Regions from separate parts of the Mus musculus genome. Here regions 2, 3, 4, 5 and 6 are each linked to region 1. A link is a loop called in an ENCODE intact Hi-C map of the cell type or tissue named here. Cell type or tissue: left cerebral cortex. All regions are shown on one strand.

Region 1 (5,000 bases):
GTTAGCCAATTAAATGATAAAGAATAAAGTAACATAATTGTCAGATACTCTTCCTTTGGAGAAAAATATCATCCTGGGGGTAGCAGGCTAAATCTCAGTTTGGCTTTTGTGTTTACTCTTAGGGAACTGAAATAAAGATGGATGGGTTCTTAGTGCCCTCCCTATAACTTCCCCTTACAAATGTGTTTGAGATGTTGCCAATAAGCAGCTTGTGAGCTCAACAGCTGAGAACAGCCAGATTTACTCTAAGATGTTATTTAATTCAATATTTTTCAAAGTTATATATTGGAAACATAGTCTTTATTTGTTTCATTGCGATTAAAAACCACTTTTGCTAACAGGTCTCTCTTTTATTTGTGTTTTCCCTTGGTAGTCGAGTTGGCTTTTACGTCAATACTTTCAAAAATGTCTCCAGCCTTGAGGCCAAGTTTCATAAGGAAATCGCAGTGGTGAGTAATGGCGACTGTTGCTGTTATGGAAGGCAATGGAAAGGAAGCACAGGGCATTGCATAGAATTACCAACTAGTTTGCTGATGTACATACATGGATACTGTAATACTGTGTATTACTCTCTGCACTATTTGCACTGTTTTTGAAGATTTTACCACAGCTGCACTATTTTGTTTCCTCCTCTGTTGGTTGAAAAGTTGGATTTTTCAGTAATGTTCTAAATTAGTGAGAAAACTTCTCTCAAGTTATTTACATAAGCAGGAGCTGCGGTGTTCTCTATTGTCTTCTTAGTTCATCAGGACAGCCATAGGACTATTTTTAATAGAATACATGATGATCAACTTGTCATTTCTGCTTCATGTACTATTGAATGCATATTTGATTGATTTAGCAGGGTTTTTTTCCCACTAAATTATTCACTAAATAAAGCTATTTCAGCTTAGGTGTAGATTTTAAATTTGGTCTGTGGAATTGCAAGTAGTCTGAGACCAATCTAATTCTTAGAAGAGGTGGAACTTCTCATTAAACAAGTTCGTTCTTGGGGAGAATAGCATGGGTGGACACTAGGATGTCCTGTGGTTAACAGGCCTCTGTCCCTTTAGCTTTGCCACAAGCTCTATGAAGTGATGACGAAACTCGGTGATCAGCATGCTGACAAGGCCTTCAGCATTCAAGGAGCTCCCAGGTAGGCCACTGGTCCTCTGAGCTGTATGTGCAAGTGATGTGCTATGTGTTGAACTTTCTGGAGCCTGGAGTCCACATTATACTATTCTATTCACCGTGTAAAAAATCTAAAAGGAGCCCTTCCACCTGAAGAGTGATCCCAACCTCAGATTTTCAGCTCTTACATTTCCTTCTTGCCTTCACTCACCTCCAGATGCTCCTGATCACAGCAGAAGTAAGTAGCTGCCTTTCTGATTTACATGGGACCAGAGAGCAGCAGTGCAGAGCAGTCATCATTTCTACTTGTTACTTTATCTACAATAGAAAAACAATCAAACAAAAAAACCCTTAAGTTTTGTACTGATTTTTAGCTACTGGAGAAAGGAGAGAAGTGGAAGAAATCTCACCCTCTCTCCAGCACTGCTTTGCCATTTGCCCTGCAACAGGCTTTCTTAGCGCTCCATTGCATGTTATTATGATTGAGTCAGTGAGAGAATGAGGGCCCAGTGGCTCAGCTGAGCTGTTTCCCTTGGTTCGACTGCATGGCCACTTTCCCCTATGATTTTAAAATCTGTTTGATCTCATCCAGGAGGCAGTCAGAAGCTCCAGGTTTCAGTTACATGCCTCCGGGGTCATTTTGCTTTATTTTCCTTATTGAAGTCCAATACCCTTTGTAGTTAAAGAGCCCATTTAAACATCTATAGAAAAAGTAGGTTTCAATGGAATGAAATTATTTCTAAGGTGATGCTCTGTTCTGAGACTCTACACTTGTAGTTTTTATTCCAGTCACTATAAACACTCGTAGGAATGTATGTGCAGAATCATCCATTGACATGTAGTTTGCAACCTTTCCACATGTCATCAGTGTCTGAAGATTATTATTTTGATCATGCACTGCTTCTTAGAGTGCCCGTGACTATACACTGTGCTATAGCTGCCAGAGCAGCAAGTGCGTCTTTTCTCTCCAAGAGAGGGACAGAAACTAAAAGAATCCAAGAAAAAAAACCAGAATTAAGACTTCAACATTGTTTTTTTTTACATTATTGAGCTAGGTCTAAGAGAAGACTAAGAATATCAAACTGCTTTTCAGATATTATAAAAGTTAAGAGTGGCTAAGAGCATGTTAAGAGTGGCTCCCAGACATGGCAACGAAGTCAACAGAAGCATTTGGAAATATCAGTTTCATAATCCGCTAAAACAAGAAGTAGGGTTACAGCCACGTAACAAATGTCTCTTATTTTTATTCCTTTTTAAAACATTCCTCTGCAGAGCGAGGTGGTGAGTTAGCTCTGTGGGCAATCTCTAGACTAGAGCATAGACCGAGCTGTTTCTAGTCAGAGGTCATGATTGCTGGCCCAGAGCCCCAATCATGTACAGTGTCTCTAACGGAACGCAGCTCCCTTAGCTCCTGGCTGTGTAGCTGATGCTGCTGTGTCTGCACTCTTATGTAGGTCACAGACTCTATCCCTTCTGCTGTTGTCTGTAGATGTTCTTAGAGAGTAGGATGTGCCATCTTAGTCATCGTGTGAAGCTGTTCCCACGCACCTGGCAAGGTGCCTAGAACATGGTGGTTCTTACGAAGTTGTGGAGTCTCACCTGTCACGTGGTCTGCTGGCACACTGAAGGTGTCTGAGTTAGTCATTGTTTCATAAAGTGTAAAAAGAAGTATTTGGTAACGCTCCAAGCATAATTCAAAAGGTACCCCCCAAAATGATTTATTAACTCTCTCTCGAGATGCTTTTGAAATAGAAAAGTCACAGCTTTCTGGGTAGCTTTCTATAGACCGCGCCATGGCACGACTCGGCTGTCTATCAGAAGTGAAGCTGGTTTGGTTTTCTTCCTATGCCTATGTGGGCGTGGAGGAGCTTGTTTGCCATGCGGCGAGAACAAGACTTTTATACTAAGATCTAAATGCAAACGTAGTAAAACACTGAGTGCCTTTTTTTCTTTGTTTTTAACCTATTTACACTCCACTCTTTACATATCTAAAGCGGGGTCAATATTGCATGGTACCATGAAACAGAGAGACCATGCATGGTTGGTTCCGGTTCACAGGGAGCAATACATGCTGCCAGTTACCAACATCCATTACTATTACTAACAACTAGAATTAAGCTGGACGTGGGGGATGAAATAACAGTGACATTAAGCTTCAGGATGCCTCTGGGCTAAAGAATCTTGGGTTTTAGGAACCCTGCTTCTCAGAAGGCTTCTTGCTCCATCCTCTGTGTCTATCCAGTGACTCGGGTCCTCTTCGCATTGCAAAGACACCATCACCTCCAGAGGAGCCTTCTCCCCTGCCCAGCCCCACGGCTAGTCCCAACCACACATTAGCACCTGCATCTCCTGCCCCAGTGCGACCCAGATCACCTTCACAGGTATGATGCGTATACCGGGGGTGTGGGGAAACTCATGGGAGGTGACTTTCTCTGGGATCCTCCTGTGGTGACCAAGCACTATAGAAAGTTTCTATGGCGAGACTAAGGCATAAGACAACGGATATTATTATTGCCATTGAGGCGTCAGTCTGCTTTGCTATTCAATTTTTGTGTTTTCCTCTTGTACTCAGTGTTTGATTCCTTTGGCTTTTCTAGCCCCATCCCCACCTTCTTCTGCTGGACTGTATTCATCTTTACCTTCCCTTGCTCCTAGGCTCCTGCCTTTCAGAGGCTGGGGAATCTACTCAGTGATGGAGCCTTTGCCTGGGATGCCCCGTGCTCTGAGCAGCTATTACCTTTGAATAAGAAAAAGCGTATCTACAAAGTTCCAATTATTCTACATTCCTCCTGAACTGAACCTCCTTTCCAGTGTTCCACTGGAGTCAATGACTGCCCAGAACTGGGGTATTGTGAGGTGTCCCATCACCTGCATTGTGACCAGCCTGGGACAAGTTTAAAGAAACTATAAGGACCAGGCAAAGGGAACTAAAGATAACAAAACAAAACAAAACAAAACAAAACAAAACAAAACCAAAACCAAACAAAAAAAATACTGCTTTTTATTTCCTTGCATTGTGTGAACACATTTCTGTAGCTACATTTAATATTCATGCTCCAGTATAAGCTTTCATGAATATGGCTGAAGCTGCAAAGTTGTAAGAAGATGTGTAGTAGATTTGAAAGTTTCAAAATCCTGGAGTGGAAAGTGAAGTGGAAGCTGTCTCTGATTGATCTCATTGATTCAATCGGGGGAAACAAACAAACAAACAAATCTAAAAAACAAGAAAGCAAAACAAAACAAAACAAAAACAACTGGCTTGATTTTTGTTTTGAAATTCCATTATTTTTCTTACGAGAGAAATCACTGATAGTTGGGCTGAGAGAAGAATGGCCTCCAGGTGACATCATAGGTCCTGCAGGTCTGGGCAGTGTTCAAATTGAGACGAATGGACTCTCATCTTGTGACCTGACTTCTTCCAATTAGACCACTGCCTGTCAGTGTTCAGAGAAGCACCCAAGTGGACAGCATTCTTAACTTGAATCAAGTACATTTGCACCTCTGTCTAGATCAGTTTCAGACAGATGTCAGGCTTCTTCCATAGCTGGGCTTATCTGACACTTCCTCAAAGGCTACCATGTTTCTATTTGATGCTTCCTAGACAAGGAAAGGGCCTCCTGTCCCACCTCTGCCTAAAGTCACCCCAACAAAGGAACTGAAACAGGAGAACATCATCAATTTCTTTGAGGACAACTTTGTACCAGAAATCAATGTGACAACACCTTCCCAGGTGAGTGGTCAGGGCAGCTGGGGTGACTATCAAGATGCCATAGATGCCATGGTGGGAGGGACTCTCAGGTCAGCTGTAGAGAAAGTACTAGATATCTGAGCCATTAATAAAACTTTGTCACTTGTGCTTGCTTTATTGCTTTGTGTAATCAAAGATTATT
Region 2 (5,000 bases), 240 kb before region 1:
AAGCACTATGTAGGGGATGGGATTACCTAAGAAGTATGTGCCAGAGAACTGAGGCCTAATCTTAGGCTGGTAGTTATGCCAAAGCCTTTGGAGGGTTTCAGATAATCCTAGGGATATGATCTGAGGGAGAAAGAAAAAGGGAAAGAGAACAAGAATCTAAGAACTGGCCAATAGGGAGGAGCAGGGATCAGAGAAGTGCCTACTTTATGCCGTTCCCTAGGTATGCAGAACATCTCAGGCTTGGAAATCCGCTTTGGGGGAAATGGTGCCATAGCCAACCTTGTAATGCCCTTAATCCCCTGTGAGTGAGACTGACAGTGTCCTGTGCTTTGTGGGCCCTTTCTTACTGAGGGAGGTATATAGCAGAATATGCTTGAGACAGCAAGTCTAAACGTACGGCAGTGTCTGAGGCTAGGGTAGCATCTGTATATGATAGTAGGATGGTTAGACTGGTGCTTAGAGCCGGGCTTTTGGGGTGAAACCATGCTTGTGTTGCCAGTCCCTCCCTTCGACGCTGATGCCAGCAAAGGCAGCTGGCATGTCCCTCACTCTGCTCTTCTATGGGAGCTCACACGCCCTGCTGCAGTCTCACTATTCATTCACTTCTATGAACAAATTTGCATAGTGCTGAGCCAGCCGAAATACAAAGCATTAGATACAAAACAAATGTTTAACATAAAAATGGTCCTCTAAAATAGTACCAGTATCTTCTTAATTACAAATATATAGTGAGCTTTTCCTTAGTTCTGTAAATATGCAGTTGGGTGCTGATTTTAAGAGACCCAGAATTTGTTTACCAATGGGTTCAGAGAGCCATTGTTACTCATCAGCCACTGGGTAGAAAAACTACTACTCAGAGGAAAAGGGTGGGAGAGGGAAGGGCAGAGCCAGGGAAACCACACTAGTGCTGACCCGCTGCTCCCTCTCCCTCCCCCTACCCCCTCCCTCTCCATGCCCCACTCTCCCTGCCCCCCTCTCCTTCTCCCACTCCCCTCCCCCTGCCCCCTCTCCCTCTCCATTCTCCCTCCCCCCTCTCCCTCCCCCTCCCTCTCTCTTCCCCCTCTCCCTCTCCTTCTCCCTGTCCCTCTCCCTCTCCTTCCCTCCCTCCCACCATCTTCCTCCCCGTGTATGTTGACTGTTAATTTTTATTAGTAGCCATTTATTTATCTACTTGCCTAAGCAACCTTTTGGGGGATCATGTAAAAATATCCCAGGTCTCTGGAGCCTTTTGCTGTTCCCTGACAGACATACTTTTATTTCATTGTATGGGTCTTTGTTTGTTTCATAAAGCTATAATTTATGTTCTCATTAATAATAAGAGTTCAACCCCATAGATCCCCCAAGTTTGAGGGTGATATTACAGACCTATGAGTTTCCAAGGATGCTGTGTGTGATATAAAGCATGATATGAAGAGTCTTCACACAGAGGTCAGGTGTGCTGCTGTGTACTGTCTCAGTCTCCTTCTCAAACAGACTGTGCATTGAGGACCTAGAGTTCTTTAAGGCGTGAGAGATACTGCGGGTCAGCAGTTAACTGAGAGGAGAGTAGTTATGGGAAACTCCGGCAGCTTTTGCCATGTGACCTTTTCATACTTTATAACCTGACAGCTCTGAAAGGTAACAGAATTGAGCATGTTCACACCCTCAGATACTGAGGGTATTAGGGAAATGGAAATCAGTGCTTTGTCACTAACCACTTTGTTTTTGACAGACATTTTAGGTCCATAATGGGTCTAAAATTATCATTAGCCCCATTGCTCAGAGTAGAAGACTGAGACTTCAGAAGGTTAATGACATATTGGTATGGTACGATACTGAACTAGTTTTAAATTCAGGCCAGCAGAGGAAATGCCAGACCATTTTCATCCAGGACTGCATCAACTCTAAGACATAATCCCTCAAAGCTCGGCCAATGAGAACCACTTCCTGGCTTTTCCCTCATGACTACACCTCTGGAGAAAGACAGGCAGCCGGTTTGAACTTGTTCCTAAAGAGGCAGGAGGCACAGGGACCCAGCCCTGGACTGTACCTCTGAGTGCCTGTTGTAAGCAGAGGCCTGGCCCTGTGCATGTCAGCAAGTGATGTGGAATGAGTCCTCTTCCCCCATGGCACGCAGCCCTCTGCAGATCTGCAAAGGTATTTCCCTCTTCTCAGCCTTGCTGCTGTAGCTCCCCAGTAGTTTTCTACTTAGAATTGAAAACACAAATCAGTTTACAGAAATGGATGACTTTCTTGTTCATCGTTTTTTAGAGGAGGGACAAATTTCTTTTTCACTTTTAATTATCTAACCTTTCTGTATTTTTCCTAAGATGGATTTTAAACTCTCAAATTCCTAAAATAAGCTTTTAAGACCAAATGGATTTCTTTCTTTACATATTATTTCAGTTTGATCTTATCACGACATTTGAGTGATGCAGGTGGCTTGTACCAGCCAGCCATCGCTTCCTTGATTCATTTAGTTCTTAAATAGTTATCTTTCCCTTTATTTTTTCTGTCTGGGCTTAGTCACGTTTGGTAATAATAATCCAGCAAGAGTGAAGTGGCCATGGCCAGGCTGCAGTGAGGAGAGCCATGGGGCTCGGATGCTAGGCAGCTGGCAGCCAGTTGCATTCTAAGGACATGCAAAGTGAATAAGGCAAGGCCGGCAAGTTGAGAGTCTTTTCAAATAAAAGCTGTAGAAACTTGGCCATAGTTCTAGCACCGCCCCCACAGCAGCTGTCTCTGCAGAGCCATAATGATTTCTCTGATATGTGCCTCTTTATTGCTTTGTGAAATATATGTGGGGGCTAGAATTTTCCATTTACTTGGGATTATCATCCATGGTGATGTGCTATAGAGAAATCAGGTGGAAAATACAGAGCAAACCTAAGGTCTCTTGTCAGTTGTTGACGCCATAAGGATGTTCTTACTCATGGAATGTGGACCATTGATTGCAGTTGTGGCTTGCTTCTTTAAACAAAGGACAAAGGGAAAGTGCAGAGGAACAAGGGCGGTTGAAAGGACGAGGAAAAAGGTTGGTCCTTACGGGTAGATAATCTGGGGACAATAGAAGGGCCTTCCATAAGGAAGGATTTCTAAAAAGGTAATATTGTTCCTTCTGAGCAATGTCAATAAATATTTTTTGAGATAGAAATGGCATTATGAAGTTGAGGGAAGGCACTAGTTTATCTTGGAGAGAATTCTTACGTGAGAAGTGTTGCTAAGCCAGGTTGATAATCATGAGACTCTTATTGGCAGATGGTGAGATCTCATAGATACAGAGATGTCTCCGTTAGCCCATAAGTCAGACCCTTTAATGCACTCATCACTCTGAAAGGCCAGACCCCACAGCCTGCAAACTGTCTTTGGGAAGGTCAGCTATGGTGCTGTGATTTCACAGCTCTTAATTTGCATGTTCTGTCCTGGTACCTGGCTCCTCCGTGCTCCTCCATGGTGGACAGTCCACACTAAAATCACGTAGTGAAGAACTTCACCACCTCCCCAAAGGAAACGAAAGTCAGACATTTTCCTTTGTTTGGGAATTTTTCATGTTTCTCTCCATCCCCGTCCCATGCCTGGAAGTAAGCCACTCCTTCCCCTTGATCTTCCACACGTGTAGTCGCTGATAGAGTGACCTGACCCTTTCTCCTACTCTCCCGATCGATCATAGCTCCTTGGTTGCAGTGCCCTTTTCCTTAATGAAGCCCATCTCTGTGTCAGCTCCATACATGAACCAACCCTACCTCTTCTCTTTCTTATTTAACAGTTCAAACTGATTTCATTTCTGGAAGTGACATCAGAGGGAAAGCAGCACGGAAAAGAGAGCGCTCGCACAGCAGTATACTGTTGTCTAACACACTGGCTCCCTGCTTGCCTGAGACTTGCTGGAGCTGAGTCAGACTGTTGCCAAGGGACTCTTACCTTCTGATTGCTGCCATACTTGGTCATGACAGTGACATTTAGAATTTCTCTCTCTCTCTCCCTCTCTCTCTCTCTCTCTCTCTCTCTCTCTCTCTTTCTTTTTTTCTTTCTTTGGTGTAGACCCTTGGATTTTGATCAGGTTAGGCAAGAAGTATCATTGTCCCTTTCCTTCTTATAGGTTCTTGACAACTGTCAGTGTTCCTAGCCAATTCTGTCTGTGAGCAGGCAGGTTGTACCTGCTTAGAAAGTGCTTTGTCCTTGGCTTTCTGTTTTCTTTGCAGCCTGTGGCCTGTGTTTGTTCCACAGGCTGTACCCTTGATCTGTCACTGCCCAGGCGGTGTGCCCTGGAGAGTGTCACAGTGCTTCCAGAGCCCACACCAGAGGAGCTAGAACTGAGCCGATTAGTTGGATGCTGGAGGACAGCAGCTTCATGAACTTACTGACCTATTTTCTGAAAGCTTGTCAGCATCAATATTTTGTAGATAACTTTCTTGCTGTATTCTTTTTCTTCTTCTTTCTGTATGCTGTAGTGACTTCTGATAAAAACCATAACTTTTTTAAATTTGGTTTTGTTGTTATTTTCTCTTTTTCTATTATTCTCTCTCTCTATTTTTTTTTTTAACAATCCAGTCTTTATCCCCCTCCTGGTCTGCCCTCTAACTGTTTTTCATCTCATACCTCCTCCCCACCCCACCTCTGTCTCCAAGAGGATGTCCCCACCTCACCCCACCAGACCCCTCCCCATGCCCTGGGGCCTCAAGTCTCCTGAGGGTTAGGTGCATCTTCTCTGACTGAGGCCAGACCAGGCAGTCCTCTGCTGTATGACTGCCCTCCAAGAGGCCCAACAAGCAGCTGAAAGATACTTACACCCAGCCAGTGGACAGAAGCTGGTGACCCCTGTGGTTGAATTAGGGAAAAGCTGAAAGAAGGAGACCCCATAGGAAGACCAGCAGTCTCAACTAACCTAGACGCCCGAGATCTCTCAGACACTGAGCCACCAACCAGGCAGCATACACCAGCTGAAAACAAAAGTAATGTTACATTTTTAGGAGAATCTGACAGGACAGTTAGACTTAAGCACATCTGTAAAGCTAGCATTT
Region 3 (5,000 bases), 74 kb before region 1:
TTTGTCCTTCATCAATATTCACCTCGTGTAATTAAGTCAGACAGGTGGTGTGGTGTGCTCATCACAATCAACACTGGAGAAATGTGACGATGTACCTAACTGTGATTGCTGTAAGATGGATGCCTACAGGATCTGCCCACAGGCTGAATGACAAAATACTGATAGCTTGCCAAGTTTGACTAGTGTCCCTGTGGAGATCCAAGAAGGAAAACACATGGATTATACATTTAACAACATGAACCCAGAAAAGGCAAGTCCTCTCTGACTTTAGTTCTTTGTTAAATAAACTTTTCTTAAATTTAGAATTCTTGTATGTCTGCCTCATTCCCCAGGGAAAACCACAGAACAGCTTTTGAGTGCAGAAGGACTGAATAGAGAGGCTGTGAGCATTTGCTTGCTTCCCCCATCCCAGCTGCTCCTTGCCTGGGGCTGACCTCTCTCCATCACTGAGTTCTCTGCACCTATGGAATGTTGCAGGATTACCACCAAGCATGCACCAGCACCCTTGAAAACAGTTTCTTTCAACATGTGAAAATGGTTTTATAGTTGATTGTTTTTTGTCTCGGCCTACAAACCCCCATTTAAGAAAAATTCATCATGTTTTCCTCAGTCACCCTGTTACCTATTGAGCACCTTTCCCCTCACACTGCTCTTCTCTGTCGTCCAGTGCATTAAGCACAGCATTGACCTAAGTGTTTTCAGTGATTCTTCAGATTGCGTCTGAGGAGAGTGTAGCTTTGGAAAGAACTCATGTGGTATGGAAAACTTCCAGTAAGCCAAGTCACAAACTTCAAAACAGACCCCTCTGTGCTGAACTAAATTGTCAAAAGCCAGCCTTCTCCTCAGACTACCAGCCAACCGTTTTTACCAGGTATACCCCACTTGCATTTATCATGTTTGGACTATGCACAAGCAGCCATCATATGGCACCCCCACACCCTCACCTGCCCTTCACAACCTTAACTGTGCTCTATGGAAGCCTTCCCAGGCCAGGGCCATCTGTTGTGGGCTCTTGCTGAATCTCTCTCTGCATCTCACAGATGCCCTCTTTACCCCATCGGGGATGTTGACAGGGAGGATGCTGATAATCCCCAAGGCACACCACGATCCTGCGGTTTGCCTTCTTGAACAGTATGAGGATCTGTCTATTTTCTCCTTATGTTTATCTTTCTTCATCGCACTAAACACTACTTGAAGATATTTTTATTATATATCACAATATAAAAATTGCACACAGAAAAGAGCTCTGTAATGTTTGTAGATATGTCCCATGGTCTTAAAAGAAGAGCCTAGCATGCAAGTATAGGTACAGCAATGCCTACCACAGCTGTGTTTCTTTGTAGAATTGCGGGTGAGTTGAGGCAGTTGTGGCATAAAGGGCTATGCCATGTGTGTTTGTGCATCTTGCTTCTGCCCAGCTTTCTTTCTCTTGTTTGCTGTGACTACAGCTATCTCAATCTCGGCATCCTTCTTGTATCCCACCTCTTTATGCAGCTTTTCTATTCTGTCACATATCAAGGTATATTCCTTGTTTGGGTACTCTACCTTAACCCATATCTTCTTCCCATCTCATTTGATGACCTGCTGTGATCTACACCCTAGAAATAGAAGTCTCCTGAGAAATGCTTCTATCTCTTGTCTCCTTGACTTTCAGTCCTTACTTAGTAAATGTGCAAGCACTGGTTGTTTCCTAACACAGTATTCTGTAGCTCATCAAATTTCTAACAGAGTGAAGACAGACACAGCAAGCGAGGAAGCCACTATACCAATCATATTGTATTGACAAGTGATACTGATTATGAGGAAGAAGTAAAGAAGGGAATAGAGGAAGAAGGAGTAGAGGGAGGTGGAGAGAAGGTGCTTCTCTTTCACCTAAAATGTCCCTTTTCATCTCCTCCACCTCTGAGTCATTCCTGTGCGTTCCCACAAAGGCTATGACTCATTCCTTGTAGAAATCCTTCTCAGGTGCTTGCCAAGGCTGAGTGAGGCACTCCATGGAGCGATGCCCTAAGCCTGGTGTGGGCCAGTCAATGGTGGGCTTTACACATGCTACATTTTGGGATCTCCATCCAAAGACCAGGGCTGGTTTGTATTCATCTGTAATCATGCGTCTGCCTTGTGGGTTTTGCTACCCAGCAGGTGTTTAACCACAATAGAAATGAAGGAAAGAAAAGCTATGCAAAGCTCACATCTTTACTTCTGATAGTGTTTACATTAGGAAAGCCTGATCATGCCAGGAATCATGGAAAATGTTTTATTATTGACTAGGTATATTTTTAAAGGTTAAGTTTTGCCAAATATCATTTTGTGCAGTTTCTAAAACATATGTAAAATTTGGAGCATTTGGAAAACACTAAAATTATGAGAACAATGGCAAATCCTGTAATTTAATCACTGCTGTTCATAACCTTTGGTAACGTATTTGCTTCATGGGCTTCAAATCCAAAAATTGATATCTATCTATCTATCTATCTATCTATCTATCTATCTATCTATCTATCTATCTATCATCTATCTATTATCTATCTATCTATCTATCTATCTATCTATCTATCTATTTATCTATCTCATCTTACTCATCATCCATCTATCTTCCTATTATCTATCACCTATCTTCTAAAATTCTTTATATAATTTTCTTACAATTCTAACTTTTCTATACAACAAAATACAAGTGAATGCCTCCCCCTGCTCTAGAAGATTACTGTGTGTGTTTGCTAACTCCAAGACCCGAGGCTCCATCACTCAGTGTTGCATAAAATGAACTGCTTAGCTTGAGGCCGGCCTGTTGCCCACACAGATGGGAGGACCGTGCCGTCACTTTACACACAGTGAAGCCAGGCTGTGTTTTCCACCCCCAAGTTTCATTCTGTTTCCCTAGGAGCAAAGTCAAAAGAGGCATTTTTTTTCCTGTGTTTCCCTGGGAACAGATACTGCTTTCATTCATCATGATTCTGAAAATGTCATCTTCTAGAATGCCAGCCTTAGCTTGGAGGGAGGAGAAGAGGATACAGGGGCTCTGGGGTGCTCCCCAGCTTGGGTTAGCCAGTGCTATCACTGCTCAGATCTATAAAGGCAGCTTCCCAAACAGTAAAAGCTGTCTTCACGTGGAGCTTCCTAGACCATTCTCATCGACCTGTAATTCCCAGCTTTCTTGCCAGCTCAGTTAATACATTGAAAAACTGCTAAGTATATGTCTTAGTCAGGTTTTCTATTCCTGCACAAACATCATGACCAAGAAGCAAGTTGGGGAGGAAAGGGTTTATTCGGCTTACACTTCCACACTGCTGTTCATCACCAAGGAAGTCAGGACTGGAACTCAAGCAGGTCAGGAAGCAGGAGCTGATGCAGAGACCATGGAGGGATGTTCTTTACTGGATTGCTTCTCCTGGCTTGCTCAGCCTGCTCTCTTATAGAACCCAAGACCACCAGGCCAGAGATGGTCCCACCCACAAGGGGCCTTTCCCCCTGGATCACTAATTGAGGAAATGCCTTACAGTTGGATCTCATGGAGGCATTTCCTCAACTGAAGCTCCTTTCTCTGTGATAACTCCAGCTGTGTCAAGTTGACACAAAACTAGCCAGTACAGTATATATTTCTTTCTTTTTTTTTTTTTCTGAAAATTTAGGGTGGAGGTGTTTTTTTGATTTCTCTTCTACTGTAAGTTAAATAGTAATGTCAGCAATCCCAATTTGAGAATATTTAGTTTGTCTGTAAGAATTTGTTATTATATTAAATTAATTAAAATAAGAATTCTTATAAAGATGTCTTTGACTAATTTCTGAGTGTGTCTATGAGAAGAAAACTGTTGGAACAATGAATGTACACATTTCTAAGAAATTGAGAGATGCTTCCAAATTTTAACCCAGAATGCTTTACTCAAATTCTACACTCACATCAAAGGCTGTTTATTTATTTTTAAGTTTCTATACCTAGTGACTGCGAATTCTCCTGAAGGCTGTACATGAACACAGAGGAAAGCCTGGGGTGTCCTTGGAGCTATTGAATTCGCAGACTTACTCTGCTATTCCTGGACATTGGAGGCCATCAGAAGTCATGATTGACCCAAGTCTGAGGCCTAAATGTGGTGGCTAACAAGGCTTGGTATACACCTTGTTCATCTCCTCTTAGGAAGCCAGTGCCAACCCGATGGGTGAATTAAAGGGATAGGTAATGGATTGGAATACATCGCAAATGGGCCTAGGCTAGCTCTGGAGGTTACTAATGCCTCCAGAACATTACAGAAACAGACCTTGTGAGACAGTTTAGTGATGCTTGAAGAATGCAAGCTATTTGTTTATAACCGTGTTGTGGTGGTTAATATTCTCAGCAACTGTGGTGCAGCTATTGAGTAGTGTTCCAGTCTGTGGAGTCAGAGAAGGAGTCTCTGATTTTGACACTCCCTGTAGTGCCTTTCTCTTAACATCACCAGGCTTGTGTGTAATCAGCTCAAGTTCAGGAATCTTCTAGAAATCAAAGGCTGGAAGTACAGATGACCCTGTCAGCACTGCTGGAGGATCAGGAGGACAGTTTCCAGGGCTTTTGTCTGCGCTGCTGTCTGTTGTCCTGCTGGGGTGGCAAGCTTGTTTTTCAAATGGGGCTTCAGAGCTTGCAGTAGATTAAGTATGCACTTATATCGCTCACTATTTAATGTCTATTCAAATGGCTTGCTTGAATCCTTCCCACTCTCCTCTGAAAAACTACATTCTTCTAATATATAAAAATATGTCTGCATACACACTTTAAAACTGCAAATATGTGTTCTACACTAAGCCTGGGCTCACAATCGGGGCACAGAAATATGGACAGAGATGGCACAGTATTTTATTGGAACAAAGGAGGGGCCTCCAGGCAGTTGTGAAGGGCTTGACATGCCTGAGTTACTCAGTACCTGCTTTCTCCACTGGTCCACCGGAAGCTGAAGCCACTTCTTAGGAATAACTGCACTGGATTAGTTCTAGGACACAGTGACAGAAGAGAGGGGATTGGAGCCCTCCAC
Region 4 (5,000 bases), 150 kb before region 1:
CACATCCCACCTAATATTTAACCATCCTGTACCAACAGAGGTCAAAGCACCTGCAGTTGTGGTGTCCTCCAGGAGAGGGACCACAGAACAACAAGAAATCTATTAAAGCTATGGTCCCACTGACAGAAACCTCCTGTGGTAAGGGAAGCCGCTAATGACATTCCAGAACTGTTCTACCACAGGCAGAAGCATCAAACCTAGAGGGAGTGACAGAGGAGGCAGAGTCAGAGGTAAAGTTTTAATGTGAAACTGGAAAATAATCCAGGAATCCCAGGCTCACGATTCTTAAAGAGTGTCTCTGATCTCTGTCACCATGCCTGGCAAGAGAGCTCATGATTGGTCTAGGGATTTTCAACAACTATTTACAAAACCTAAGTACCAGCTAAAGTGCTTGGTCAGCATTCCAGAGTGATAAGTGTGCACCTAACAACTGTTTGACATGACATACACACCATGCCTTTCAGATGAAATTACCAAGAAATTACAAGACTCCAGGTACAGAGCTAGAATTGGACACCCAAATAATGAGAAACATTAATAATTTGACCTTTTATTTCAGGTGATATACGCTGAGGTCCAAGAATTCGATGGGAAGATAACTGCAAGAAAGATAAAGGGTGGTTCTGTTGAGGACTGATAGCTTTGGGAAGAATATAGCTCACAGTTGAAACGACTCTCTCCTGTTTGTAATGAGAGAATATTGCTATCTACAGAGGGAGTTGAGGTAAGCTCATTGCCATAGCAGAGAGGGTGCAGGCACTAATACTGTAAGAGTGACCATGAACTTAAACTCTAGTGCAGTCTGGTCTTTTCTGTCATTGTTAAGGTTGTATTCTCACAGTCAGCACCTCAGGGCAGAGCTGAGGTTCTTAATCCCTCTTCCTTCACTAGAGAGAACTTACGAAAATTCCCAGCTTTCTGAGATGTCATTGTCCTTGAATGTTGACCAAGTGCAAAAATGGGTGTTCTCCTTATTTCTCTATAAGGTAAACTTCTGTTTATGTGGAATGATCCAAATGGGGGTGGGGGGCAAGCCCTCTTGCTTTGCCCAATGCCTCCCAATTTTAGCATCAAGAGTCTTGTGTCCTGGGACTCAATTAATTACTAGGCAAATTGGGCATAAAATCCTAAGGAAAAGTCATGGAAATAGATTAGGTATTCAAGGTGCTTACTGTTTATGAAACAATTGAGTTTATTTATCATTCTGTATTCTGGACTGGGATCCACTGGTCAGCTCTTCTGCAGGGCTTGGTAGTGTGTGTGTGTGTGTGTGTGTATTCAGCCAGAAAGGTGGTTGAATAATTGGGACATTCGTATTTCCCTCTCCAATGCACTCAAAACATTTCCCTTTGCACGTGACCTCTCCATAGCCATTGCTAGTTTGTTTTTATTTAATTTTAATATCAGGGCAGTTGAGTTTCCTCCTTGGCTCTAGAGGGTTGTACAGAGTATGAAGTCTGCCTAGCTTGCCAAAGCTGAGCCCTCCAGCTGGCACACTGGGCTTACATCACATCTTATGCAGTCAAGTAGCAACAGCATCATTCCATACCCAAGTCACTGGAACAATAGCTCACAGAAGAGTGATACTAGGGACTGGTTTGGGCGAAGGGAACACCCAAGTAACTTTAGAAGGGGAGCAGGATATTCCCCTGTTTTGGTGCCTGCTCAACCTCTGACTTGTGATTGTCAGATGCCACCTCTCTTCCTCTACTCATGGAACCCTGAATGAACCTGAGAATGAAGACTCTGCCCATTGTCAAAGGCTTCTGGAGCTCCTTTGCCGCCTTGTCTTTGCCAGGTGCACAGAGGACCACATCTTTCTGTTAAGACTGTCAAAAGGGGCCACCTTTAATCCCACAGATCTGCAGAGGAAGGCAGATCTGTATGAGTTTGAGACCAGCCTGGTTTACATAGCAAGTTTCAGGACAGCCATTGTAATGAGCATAGGGAAAAAAAAATCTTCTAGGCATGGAAAAATAGCTTAGTCAAGAACTCCACTATACCCAAGGCTGTACCTGATAACCAGAACCCAGTGACATCACTCACTCAAGAGAACCTGGCACAGGCCTAGATGGTGCCCAGTGGATGGAATATAAGCAGAAACCAAGAGCAAGGCTCTGCTTTGCACATCAAGACAGACCTTGATCTGTCATGTGGCTGGAGAGTCGGCCCCCGGTTGAACCAGAGACTACTGTTAGAGAGTGGACCTGTCCTTTAGCTAAGGTTGGTGGCACAGATGAGCAACCATGGAGAGATAGGCTTAAGACCATAGTTAGCAGTTTAGAGTGTGAGCTTTGTATGTTGACTCTCAACACAATAAAACTGTGACTTGTTATACTCACTTCAGGTCTTGTCTCTACCTTTCTTGCTTGCGACAGTTGGCTTAGTCAGCAAGATCACATAGAGTTTTGTCTCAAAGAACGACAAAGGGACTGCTGGTCTCATTTCTTGGGAAAACTGTTGTGCCACAGTGTCTGAGAGCTGGCAAAGTGCAGCACTTGTGTGTAGAAGCTGACCCTTCTGAACATGGCCTTTCCCACTGGCAAGCCTCACAGTGATCTCTTTACTCTTTCTCTCTGGCAAGTTGCCCTGCAGGGACTTTCCAGCCTCATCCTCTCCTAACTTCCCCATCCCCCACAGGTTTGAGCCTCTGGAGGGTGGATGGACTCGTTCCTTCTCCACTCAAGGTGTTTTGACGGGGCAGTCATTTGGTGATTTAGAGCCTTACAGACTCCTCCCCACCTCCTCCTGTTCTTTAACTGGGGAGACAGAATCAGAGTCTTCCGACCTTCCTCCCTGAAAACGTCCTGTTAGCCCTGCCCTCTCTCACCCCTAGCTGCCTCAAGGCCCTGGGATTGAGGAACGTCTTCCATCTTTATCACTTCTTGACCACCTCCTCCATCACGGTGGACACTTGGCCTTTGACTTCTCTTTCCATGCATCTCACTAGTGGCGTTGTCACCCCTAGTGGCCGCACATCCGCTCTATCTCTTTAAACCGGTCCTGTCGCCGCGCCCCTCCCTCATCCGTTGCCTCCTCTGCTCCTCACGCTTCAGCTGCTCCTCCCCCCGCTCCTCCTCCTTCTCTTCCTGGGCTCCTCGGTGCCGCCGCCGGCTCGCTGCGCGCTCTGCTCTTCCAGCTCTGCGGACCGCAGCAGCCATGGCCGACATCAAGACGGGCATCTTCGCCAAAAACGTGCAAAAGCGCCTCAACCGCGCGCAGGAAAAGGTCAGCAGAGGGCAGCGGGATGCGGGGCAGGTGACTCGAGGAGGTGCGGGAGCCGATGGCAGTGCTGGCCTTGCGCTGCAGGGCCGCGGGTTCAGGTGCGGCGCGCTGCGGAGCCCGAGCAAGCGCCGGGTGGAGGACTCCCCTGTCTCTGCTCTCAACGATTGCAGCCAGGCAGGATCCATTCAGGCAGCGTGGGCTCGGCCCCGCAGTGGGTTCGCCGGGAACCCGCAGACCCCTGACCCTCCAGGCACTGAGTGCTATAGACTCCCAGAGCCCGCCCAGGGTGGCCACTCTCCTGGGCACGCCTCCCGGGACCAGGGGTGGCAGGTGCAGTTGCTCTCTGGCTGCACCCGGAGCGGTCCACGTCCCTGGGCGCCTCCATCTCTCCGCGCCCGCACCTCCTGAGCTCAAGCTCTCCCGCAAGCAGCTCAGGCGTCCACGACCGCAGATCCGGGAGGGAGATTGTCGCATCTCTTCTTGGGTGGGGGTGTTGTGGCTATTTGAGTGAAGTCGGTCGAAACGAACGACTTAAGCAAAGAAGACACCCCAGATGTGCATGGACCAATGGGATGTATAATAAACAACCAACACCTTAGCACAGTGGTGAACTGGAGCTCCAGAGAATGCTCATTTCTCCCTAAGTATCCGTGTTGGTTTTTGAAGCCAATGCCCTCTGGAAGGTCAAAAACAAACAACCTCGACCTCAGAGTTCTCTGCACATCTCTGCACAAAATGCTTATTTCTCTGCTTGAGAAGCAGCAAAACCTACTCCTATCAGAGGCGCTGAGGTCGCAGTGTTTGTAAATTAGGTATTGTAATTTATGTCTCTTCCGGAGGAATGTTATCCATAGCTAGCCCAGCTCTGGATAGTCGAGTCTCAGTCTCTCTCTCTCTCTCTCTCTCTCTCTCTCTCTCTCTCTCTCTCTCTCTCTCTCTCTCTCTCTCTCTCTCTGCATTTTACAGGCACTGGGCTTCCTAGTGTCCCTGATTACTATATCTGACCCTCCTATGAAGTCTTCGTTCGTCCCAAGCAAAGGACGTTTGTACTGGAGCTTGAACCTTGTATTTGAAAGTGAACCTGGGCTAGTGGTAAATTGAGCTGTATTTGCTTCGTATGGCATTAATTTCTGTCCCTGGGATGAGGATGTCTGGTGTTTTCTTCTCCTTCTGGAAATCAGATTGTCCTTATTCCTCACTCTGACAGCACTTACCCTCCTTAGAAGTTCGACCTACCCCCACTCTGAGCTGCCCCAAAGGCTGAGCCCAGGAGCAGGAACTCTGCCAGGTTCAGGTTCAGTGGCTGTATGCAATCCTCCCTCCCTGCACACATGCACCTTCCCAGCTCTGTAAGAGGATTGTATTGCTTTTAATATCTACTCAAGCTCATCCTGAACTCCAGGAGCCTCCTGCCACTCCCTCGGAAGCGGAATTAGCCAAGCTACTTGTCCCCTTCCGTCACCCCGATGCTTTCCAGATAATAGCCAGATAGCAGATGTTTGCCAAACACGAGATTTGGACAAGACTTTGTCGTCATTTCCCCACATTTTATTTCACCCACTTGTAGTCCCCCCTCCCCCATCCCTAACATAATCACTTAAATCTTTCGTCTGTGGCTTTTCGCCGACTCGGCTTTCCATCTGTGAAGTAATTTTGTGATATGGTCTGCTTTTTCACATATTAATCTAGGTCACCAGCTGTTAATATGGTCCAAACAAATGAAGGGAACTGTAATGTCTCTGACAGTGTCCTGGCCTGTATGAACCGTTGAACCA
Region 5 (5,000 bases), 99 kb before region 1:
GGCCTGTATACTTATTCTGTGTACCATATTTCCTCTTTGCTCCTACTCTCTCTCCCCACTTTACTTCTGATAGATTGTCTCGAATTTCGTCCAGAATCCGCCCTGCCTTAACCACTTGATAACATGTGAAAAGGAACAAAAGGGCTTCTAACACTAGAGAAAGTTCAAGGCCAAACATACCTTGTAAAGCTATTTCCCACTTTACTTCTGATAGACTGTCTTGAATTTCGTTAGAAAGTTCAAGACCAGACTTACCTTGTAAAGCTATTTCCCACTTTACTTCTGATAGACTGTCTTGAATTTCGTTAGAAAGTTCAAGGCCAGACTTACCTTGTAAAGCTATACTTACGGGTACCCTGTTCCCCAGCTGAAGAGTTCTGAATTCACGCAGTTGAATCCTTCTCAACAGTCTGTTTTACGGGAACCTTCATTACCATAACCCGCAGTTCTGGTTCTGGAATGAGGGATCTTCCTTGCGCCGGTGATGGTTAACTCCCGTCCCGAGTTTTCTTGTCCCGGGTTTCCGGCACCAACTCTTACACGCGTTCTCACGACCGGCCAGGAAAGACACCACAAACCAGAATCTTCTGCGGCAAAAACTTTATTGCTTACATCTTCAGGAGCAAGAGTGCAAAACTCAAACCCAAAAACGAAAGCGAAACCCTGTCCCTCTTAAGGAGGGTTATCCTTCGCCTAGGACGTATCACTCCCTGATTGGCTGCAGCCCATGGCCGAGTTGTAGTCACGGGGAAGGCAGAGTACATGGGGTGGAGAAATATCCTTGGCACATGCGCAGATTATTTGTTTACCACTTAGAACACAGCTGTCAGCGCCATCTTGTGACGGCGAATGTGGGGGCGGCTTCCCACAGAGGGATCTCCTTGAAGCTAAGTTTAAAAAGAAAAAAAGACTCTCAGCCACCTCAGCCTCCATGTATGGGAGATGCTGGAGAACAGAACACAGCAAGGATGTGAGTGGGGCCCACTGCACGCTCGAACAAAAAAAAAAAGCCTGCATCTTGACAAGTTTGCTTTGTTGTGTTGCTACTAACATGATGTTCAGAGTTGACATTTAAAAAGTTTGTCCCTTTCGTTGACTTAAATGAGTGTGCTGAGAGAGAAAAAAACGGAGTAAGGAGTATACATGTATTCACCTGCACATCGTCAACCTTTATATCACATGAAATGCATGTTTAAAAGATGATTCTACATGATGAAGAAACAGTTAGGGATAGAAGAAGGGCTATTAGTTTGTGGTCCATAGTTGTTTTAAATCTGAGAATCTTAGATGATTATCCAACTACAGAGACCTTAATATTATAGTGAGTATTGTTGGGCTCAGAGGATGAGCCCAGATGGCCGTCACAGTGACTGCAAAGGTTTTTGTTGTTGTTGTTGTTGTTTGATTTTTTTTTAAGCTGTTCACACATATCATCAATGTTTGCATCACCAAAGCTGGGTCATCCACAGAGGACTGCTTTTGCAATGTTTTAAGCTGTGGTTCATTACTTCAGGCTTCTGCTAATTACATATTTTCTTCTAAGAATTAAGTTCAGAGGACCTCGTTTTACATTTCTCAGCCTCCCCACAGATATTTAAGAGTATAATTTAGTGCTTTTTCATTTGCAATCTTTCATTAGTTAACTGTCAAAATCTCTCCAAATCCCCCGTCAGTTGATTTTAGCACACAGTGTTATTTAAATATCAGAAGGTCTATTCTTACTGAGACTTAAACACCACTGATAATTCAGAAAATGTGGGCTCCCAGTCTCTGAAGCACTTCTTGTTAGATGTCAAGAATGGTCTTCGTTGATACTAAGCAGTTCCAATGGCCAGACCTCCTGTCTCACCTGCCTTAGGAAACACTGGCTTTCAAAGTTACCTGTACCTGAGGTACAGGGCGTAGAGCTGTACATACAGACTGGCATGACATTAGCTATGTGATCTGTGTGTAAACAATGTTTAAACCAGATATCACACATCTTTTGATCAGAATAATTATATTCTCTTTCTGTCTCTCTCTTCCCATCTGTCTCTCGGTCTCTCTCTCTGTATATATGTGTGTGTGTGTGTGTGTGTGTGTGTGTGTGTGTATTCCTCAGTCTGCATTACTAGGGACCAAAACTTGTCAAGAAGAGAATTTGGACTTTCAGGTCCCGAGGAGTTGGCTTCTATCCTAGGATCTGCTGAGAAATTCTCCCTTTCTAAGTTTCCTTTTCTTCACTAGACATTTGAGAATAAAAAACGTTATATTGCTGAAGATTAAAGAGAAGATGTGTGAAATTCTTAGTACAAATCTATGACAGTGGGTCAGCAGAAAATAGTTATGATAAAAAACAACATGAGGACCTGTCACTCTAGTCTTCGGTGCAGTAGAATGTGGACTGTGTGAGTCTCTGTCTGTTCCTGGCTGGAGCCTCCTGCTTTAGCTTCAGATGTCTCCTCTCACCCCCATCTTGTATTTTCATAAAACCGTGGTACACGATGCTCAGGGCTGACTCACTTAGATTAGCATGTCCATACCTTAGTTTGCAGCCGGCAAACACGAGGGACTATCTAGAGTAGTTTTAAAATGGGAGCAGATGCTCACGATGTGAGATTCTCGGCGACGGAAGCATCTGAAAAATCATTGCCATTTTATCTTCTGCTCTTAAAATACAAAATTTCAGGCACCACTGAAGTCATAATGTGACTCATCTTGGAGAACGTCCTTCAAAGTCTGTCACGGCCAAACGTGGTATTGCTTACCTGCCTTCTGGAAGCAGAGACATGGAGTTGCCAAGGTCATCTTAGCTGACCCTGTCTGAAAAGGAATATAAATAGAAAATAATAATGTTGATGAGAGTAAGATGCATGTGTGATGCAAGAATGGGGAAGACTTGGGAATCCTGAAGTTGGTAGTGAGTGTGTGTGAATTTCTACTGCTGTTTCTATTTATGTGAATGCTGAAAAATTTGACATTTAAACAATTTGGGGATGCTAACAACCTTTTAAAATATTTATAAATACTAAGCATGTTTTACCTTCTGCATAACTTTAGGAAGCCATTGTTTGGTGTTATTTAATGCATCACATCATTATTATAGGTGATGTAATATTTTGTGTAATCTACAATTTAGAGAGTATATAAAATAGCCAAAGAGATGAGATTTACATTCCTGAGGGACGCAAGGAAAGTGTTTCGTTTCGAGGAGAAGATGCCTGGGAAAAATGTCTCGATAGTGCTGCAACTCACTGTCCTCTGGTTTAAGGATTATGTAAGTTGAGCCATCTTGTCACCAAAGCTATGCATACATTTATATTTAATGACCCCACCAGGAGAAGTGATCAGGGCTGAAACATTACTGAGGGTTAGAAACCTCACAATATACCACACTTGATGATGAAAGATGTTTCAAAAATAGGCTTGCTGCATTTAAATAGCCCTTTAAGCAAGAAGAGTCCACTGGCACAGCAGACTGCTAGCCTAGCTAATAGACCCATGCATTAAAAGCTTAGGCTAACTTTGGGTTTGTGATGCGTAAAATAAATTGCAGAGCCCAGCAGAAAGAGCGTTTGCCAAATTGTTTTCCCAAAGATCCATGTATGAGATATACTGAGGCTAGGAGTGTGTTATCAGGATCTTATACAGAGGTGACCTTGACATTTTCTGTCACTGTACCTGAATCTTCTTACTTTGCAAGAGGGTCACTTTTTGAGGGTCTTGTTAGAGTTAAGAAATTAATGGTAATTTATTCCACTGACACTGAAAGTTAGTGGCCAAGTTGGATATCCTGCCCTGTGTTATTCCACCTATTTGTGCTTGCTCTTTCCTTGAAATAAATGTTGTTTACCTAGAATTCAAGTGGTTCTAGGCACAAATTTCCTATTAACCCTATATGGAGCACAGCTTCACAAACTCTCAGAATCCTCATCATGATTGAAGGATGAGATTGCTGTCACCCACAGAGTATGCTGTAAGGGTAGATGAAGCATGATTATCCATTGAACTGACACCAATATATTAATAATTATTGTCAAATATTATTCTTGGTGATATTCTCTCAGTTACCTCATTTATTAAAAATGCAATGTATATATGAATATATCATTGACCTTGAAACTTGAAGATTTAGATATAGCTTGCTACCTCTCCAAGTAGGAAACTGCTGCCTTTCTTGGTTGCTGGGGAGAATTCCAAAAAGGGCACTTTGTGTTTCACATTTGGAAGGGGACAGAAAACTTAGTCTAAAACTTGAAGGGCTGGAGGGCTATTGGGCCAAAAGTACAGATGCCCTTGCATATTGGAGTCAAGCCCGTATTTTTACATAATGGTTGTTTTACTTAGGTAGGAGTCGTGAGAGTGCAGCTCCATCTGCTCAGGTTTCTGCTGAAGCAGTGATGGAATCAGGATGTATCCCCAAGGGAGTAGCACACAAGGAAAGTTTCCACAAAGGCTGAGTGTCGTGTTCCCAGTTCCCTCCTCAGGAACCAGCCTTCTAGAGTACAGCAGGCCTGTTTTCTTTCCTCCCTCGTTCCCTGACTCAAGGTTTCATGCAAGAATGATCCGCCAGAGAAGGAAGAGTGTGTACTGGTGGAAGTTGTAAGTTTTTCTGAGTAGCTGATTTGGGAGACATTCTCTTAGGGATAGTATTGTTAAATGGAAGATTCCAGGGAAGATGCTAAGTAGAAATGAATCACTAAGAAACTCCATGACTATAGTTCCATATAGAATGACTCCATTCTATAGAGAGGCCAGAAGCAATGATAACTATACAACCGTTCATTCTTCGTGGAACAATTTCCTGCTAAAAATGTCTTAACGTCAAGGCTCTTTGGGGAAATGGCTTACTTCATGTGTACAAGGAAATGTGTAAGATAAAATTCAATATTGCAGTATTCCCTAAGCAAGGAAGCTATGAAAGACTACCTAGGGTCATCTAAAAAAATGACACAGTTGTCAAATTGAATTGACTATAGTTCTCTGAGATGCCACAATGTCAGCATCAGAAAGATAGTGAC
Region 6 (5,000 bases), 210 kb before region 1:
ATTAAGAAGTTGAAAATTGTCCTTTCAAAGTCTGTAAATAATTATGTTGGAATTTTGATGTGTATTGATACTGTAAATTGCTTTTGATAGGATGGCCATTTTTCACTATGTTAATCCTACCAATCCTTGAGCATGGAAAATCATTCATATTCTGATATCATCTTCAATTTTTTTCTTCAAAGAGTTTAAGTTTTTAATTATACAAGTATTTCCCTTGCTTGGTTAGAGTTGCCCAAGATATTTTATATTATGTGAAAGACATTACTTCCCTGGTTTCTTTTTCAGTACATAAGTAATTTGTATATAAGAATGCTACTGATTTTTGTGAATTAATTTTGCAATCAGTTACTTTTCTGAAAATGATTATCAACTGTAGGTGTTCCCTAGTAGAATATTTAGGGTTACTTATATTTGCTATCATATCTGCAAATAAAGATACTTTGGCCTTTTCCTTTTGAATTTAAATCTCATTGAACCCTCTGGTTGTCTTATTGCTCTAGCTAAATTTTTAAGTACTATATTGAATAGATAGATAGATGACAGAGAGAGAGAGAGAGAGAGAGAGAGAGAGAGACTTGTTTTTTATTTTAGTAGAATTGCTTTGACTTTCTCTCCATTTAATTTGTGTTGACTATAGGCTTGCTGATCTGAGATTATTTGGTCCCTGTAATTTTATGGGTGTAGTTAACCTTCTTAGGTTAGAGTTTCCCTTCGGGCACCTTTTGTATTTTAATATTGATAGTGCTTAAATTTGTCCTTATCAAGGAATATCTTATTTTCTCCATCTATGTTGATTGAAAGTATTGCTGTGTATAGTAATCTTGGATGTCATCTGTGGTCTCTTAGGGTCTGCAGCACATTGTTATAGTTCTTTCTGGCTTTTAGAGTCTCTGTTGAGAAGTCAGTTATAATTCTAATATATCTTCCTTAATATATCGCTTGGCCTTTTTCTCTTGCAGCTTTTAATAATTTTTTCTGTATGCTCAGTGTTTTGATTATTATGTGCGGGGGGGGGGTAATTTTCATTCTGCTCCAGTCTATTTGGTGTTCCTGCATGCTTCATGTATCTTCATAGGCATCTCTTGCTTTAGGTTAGGAAATTTTCTATGATTTTGATGAAAATATTTTCTGTATCTTTGAGCTGAGATTCTTCTCCTTCCTCTCTTCCAGTTCTTTTGTTTGGTCTTCATAGTGTCTGGGGTTTGGATGTTTTGCCTCAATTTAACATTGTTTGGATCGATGTGTCCATTTCTTTTATCATATCATCAATACCTGAGATTCTTGAATTTTTCATTTCCAGAATTCTCTCAGTTTGTGTGTGTGTGTGTTTAATTACGTCTATTTCTATTTTCAGATCTTGAACTCTTTTTATTCATTTTTCCATTGTTTGTTTGTGCTTTTCTGGATTTCTTTAAGGGATGTGTTCATTTCCTCTTTAAGGACCTCTATCATTTTCATCCAAACAGTTTTAAAGTCTTTATCTTCAGCTAGGTTGGAATATTTAGGGCCTGTTATGATAAGATAACTGGGCTGCAGTGGAGACATATTGCCTGCCCTGACCTGCAGGACTTATACAACAGGGACCTCAAGGGAAGGGAGCTGCAACGACAAATTTGGGATCAGGAGACTCGAAGGAAGGAGACAAGACAAAAATTCCGTTTAAGCCTCATTTACTCTTGGGAAATGGAGGGTTTATAAAGCTGAAACTAGCACCTGTGCCTACAAAGCCAGCTTCACTGTGCTGCCCAGGTGAAGTACAGAGCCCCACTCTCCCAAGTGATGCAGCTGGTTAGGAGCAGGCCTAGTTCTCCTGCTCTCCCTGGGGCCAGCTCTCCAGACTGCTACAGACAGAGAGTGGTGTGGGGAGGGAGGTCATTGTCTCTGATCTCACACCACCTCATACGGTCTGGTCAGCTCTCCCAGACTCATGCCCTGGGGCCAGCTTCACTGTGCAACTTGGGAGAGGTTCAGGGCCCGCACTCAGGAATGCTGCGATGATGAGAGGTGGGGTCAGCTCTCTAGAGTGCAGCAGTGATGAGTAGCAGGACCAGTTATGCACAGTCCTTTAACATGTGGTCCCAGGCAGCTGTCTAGACCAGGGACATCGCCATAGTCTTTGTGGTAGTATGAGCCACAGACATCAACACTTACCCCTCCCACTGTAAGATGTCAGCAGCAGCCTTCGCTGGGACTTCACCATAGCTGCGGGTAGTAGGGCTGGCTACTCACAACAGCGTGTCCCTCTTTGCCCTTAAGTCTCCAGATGCCTATGGGTGGTGGGCAGGTATCTGGTTGTCTACAAAGATGTTCTACAAGGCCCCCTTTCATCTTTCTTTATAATGCTCAAACTGCTCCACTTCTCTTTCCCTCCCATCTGTCTACCACAAACTCGCACACTGTAGTGGCTCCAGCTGCCTCTAATTGACCTCTGCCCTCTGCAGAGCATGGTGGCAAGCGGACCTCTAAGTGTCTAAGGCCTGCCCATGTCATGGGCAGCAGGCAGGTCTCTGGGATTCTATCTTTCCTGCCCAAGCCGTGTGGAATGGTCTCTGGATGTCTTCCTTCTCCTGCGTTGCTTGGCTGCAGGTGGTCCTCTCTCTGTATTTCCGGCTGCCCATGGTTGTTGGTGGTTGTTGGTTGTCTGCAAAGAGGTTCTACAAGGTTCCTTTCAAGAAAACCATGGTCTTTTTTTGACAGCCTCAATGTTGCTGGGAAATTGCAGATCCTCATACAGCTGAGTGTACCGCCGAGACCCATCAGCTTGGAGACAGTCACGTGCTTCCTTCTCCTCAATTTCTGCCAGCTGCAGCCCGTGGATATTCCTCCGCAGCAAATCTCAGGCTCTGGCAGAGAGCAGCCCGAGCACTACTCTACGTGGGCCACTCTTCTCAGATGCATGGGGTGCGGGGGCTGCGAGGAGGCCTGGGCACTCTGCCAGCCCCTCTCCCTCTCTTACTCTGCCCACCCTCTCCTGCTCTGTCTAGTTTTTAACACCATGTTTCTAGCCATAGTGTGGTAAAACCCTGCTCCTACCACAGGCTTCCTCCATGCCATCAAGCACTGATAAGTGGCAAAAGTGATATGCTCTCCTGGTTCCTCATGTGCCCCTGGAAAAACACATCTTTCAGCTCTCCATAGTCAAAATTACACTGTACACTCCACGGTTTTCTGGAATTCCCACCTTAGAAAAGTGCAAATCCCCTGTCCCAGTGCTCCGTCTTCACCTTGCCTCTTTTCTTCAGCTCCATTAAAGCTTCTCTGTGTTTGGGCTTCCCTCTGGTCAGCGGGGCTCACCTCTCCACTTAACAGTCCCCAGGCTTGAGCTTTGCAGAGGCTGACGGACTGGCTCACAGATGAAGGAGAGATAATTTTGTGTTTTTAGGCCCGTTTGATATCCTCCGAACTTGAAAACTACCACTGTCTTTTGTTTCCAGTTGTTTTTTTTTTTTTCTTTTCAAACAACATATTCTTCCTCAAAAACAAACAACATACAGGGAGGGGGCGGGGAGAGAATAAGAGGAAACCAAGAATGACAATAACAAAAACCAACCAAACTATCAAACAAATGAACTAGCACTAGCATCTTCTAGGCAGAACACACTCCCCCCCCTGCATCTTCGTTGTTCTCTCTCCCATATGGTGACAAGTGTGGAAGGGACATCTCCATCCCCGTTTTGCCCATTCTCTGGCCTGCCCTCACTCTCACCTAAGTTCCACCCTGTATCCTGGCTCTTCTCAGCAAGTATCAAAGCTGCTCTGGCCCCTCCCATCTAAAGCAGACCTCTGCAGTTATCACCACCTTTGGGCTGTGCCTTTGAAGAGATCAGGGAAGGCATTTAGTAGGCATTTGAATGTGTGAGTCGCCAGAGCTATCTGGGATAAAGGTGTAGAGCTAAAACCCGGACTGCAGAGAAACTAAAGAGCAGAAGACGATCACTGTGGATGCAATTGCCTAAGGCTGAGGTGCAGAGAGGCATGAGCGGGGCGCTTGGGGACACCCACACTGCAATAATCACCTCTGAGTACACCCCAAATAGCCTGAGGTGGTCCCATGGGTTCCACCTCAGTATTACACCCTGGTTTACTGAAGAAAAGAATAGAACTTCTATATTTATTAAAAAGAAAAAAGGCCATCCTTTGATAAATGCTTACATTTGTATACCTTAAGATTAATGTACTTTATCATAATAAATTTAAGCAAGCTATAAATAAAAATACATCTGTGGTTAATTATAAAATTTGTATACAGGTAGCATTCTATTTTGGGATCTAAATGTTGTAGGAAGCTACTGGGGTGATTTAATATGGAAAACAAAATGCCCAAAATTATTTTGCATAAGGATCTTTCTGAACACAAGGTACAGCAAAGACAAAACTGTGGCACAAAATGAAGGCAGATCTGCAGGAGATGCATTACAATGGAGGAGAGGCCTGTAATGGAGGGGTAGGACTCTGCATTGGAGCAGGAGGGCCCTGTCCTGCAGGAGTGATCCAGCAATGGAAGGAGCTTTGCAGTGGAGGAGGGGCCCTGCCATGCAGGTGGAATTTTGTAAGGCAAGTGTTTTTTCCAAGTTCTCAATAGAATGCTATTGGGGTTTTTCTACAGTAAAATTCCTGAATTTTTTATGAAATTCTGAAATCATAGACTATTCTTTTTATTTATTCATTTTGTTTTGTTAAAACAGAGGCTTGCTACAAAGCTCAATCCAGCCTTGTATTAACTATGTGACTCAGGCTGCCCTCAAACTTTCAGTTCTCCTGCTTATGCTCATCAAAAACGATGTTATTTTCAAAACAATCTCACCATGTGATTTTAAATAATGAATAAACGTAATAATAAATTTTAAATTATTTTTTCTGTGACAGATTATATACTTGAAGTTTTAATTTCTGCTAAAATGTATGATAATGAACAGTTTTAAAAATTATCAACAATTACATTGTGACAAAATTATATATCTGAGTAATATGTAAAAACCTGGTAATAGAAGTACATAAGA

Evidence for each region. Hi-C counts contacts between places; a loop is a spot of excess contacts. Peaks named below come from ENCODE experiments on the same cell type or tissue, not always from the same donor. Only the 100,000 strongest peaks of a DNase experiment are listed, where the experiment ranks them.
Region 2: it touches region 1 in a loop (7-fold over the local background); 11 of 42 quality-filtered maps call a loop at or near these places.
Region 3: a loop joins it to region 1, with 10 times the contacts of the local background. A loop is called at or near these places in 3 of 42 quality-filtered maps.
Region 4: it touches region 1 in a loop (2.4-fold over the local background); 7 of 42 quality-filtered maps call a loop at or near these places.
Region 5: a loop joins it to region 1, with 12 times the contacts of the local background. A loop is called at or near these places in 3 of 42 quality-filtered maps.
Region 6: a loop joins it to region 1, with 12 times the contacts of the local background. A loop is called at or near these places in 2 of 42 quality-filtered maps.

The regions. Positions count from the first base shown.
Region 1 is chr13:19,099,520-19,104,519 of GRCm38, forward strand. It overlaps Amph (amphiphysin), which reads left to right. Exons shown (of 21, transcript NM_175007.2): 8 at 374-449; 9 at 1,053-1,135; 10 at 3,353-3,491; 11 at 4,712-4,840. Among named protein-coding and RNA genes, the nearest start is that of Gm31887, 92 kb to the right of the region's middle. In left cerebral cortex, no CTCF peak of the experiment used is centred here; DNase peaks (open chromatin) are centred at 2,658 and 3,413; H3K27ac peaks cover 2,131 bases.
Region 2 is chr13:18,855,735-18,860,734 of GRCm38, forward strand. All of the region lies in intron 25 of Vps41 (VPS41 HOPS complex subunit), which reads left to right. Among named protein-coding and RNA genes, the nearest start is that of Amph, 90 kb to the right of the region's middle. In left cerebral cortex, no CTCF peak of the experiment used is centred here; DNase peaks (open chromatin) are centred at 569, 2,085, 2,684 and 3,844; H3K27ac peaks cover 1,470 bases.
Region 3 is chr13:19,025,139-19,030,138 of GRCm38, forward strand. The region is part of intron 1 of Amph (amphiphysin); the gene reads left to right. Among named protein-coding and RNA genes, the nearest start is that of Amph, 79 kb to the left of the region's middle. In left cerebral cortex, no CTCF peak of the experiment used is centred here; DNase peaks (open chromatin) are centred at 181, 365, 1,954 and 2,828; H3K27ac peaks cover 1,316 bases.
Region 4 is chr13:18,945,274-18,950,273 of GRCm38, forward strand. It overlaps Amph (amphiphysin), which reads left to right and starts at 3,078. Exons shown (of 21, transcript NM_175007.2): 1 at 3,078-3,228. The coding sequence starts at 3,160. In left cerebral cortex, CTCF peaks have their summits at 74 and 2,963; DNase peaks (open chromatin) are centred at 2,606, 3,044, 3,624, 4,527 and 1 more place; H3K4me3 peaks cover 2,445 bases; H3K27ac peaks cover 2,430 bases.
Region 5 is chr13:19,000,209-19,005,208 of GRCm38, forward strand. All of the region lies in intron 1 of Amph (amphiphysin), which reads left to right. Among named protein-coding and RNA genes, the nearest start is that of Amph, 54 kb to the left of the region's middle. In left cerebral cortex, no CTCF peak of the experiment used is centred here; DNase peaks (open chromatin) are centred at 2,529, 3,378 and 4,401; H3K27ac peaks cover 3,003 bases.
Region 6 is chr13:18,890,247-18,895,246 of GRCm38, forward strand. No RefSeq gene overlaps it. Among named protein-coding and RNA genes, the nearest start is that of Amph, 56 kb to the right of the region's middle. In left cerebral cortex, no CTCF peak of the experiment used is centred here; a DNase peak (open chromatin) is centred at 2,875.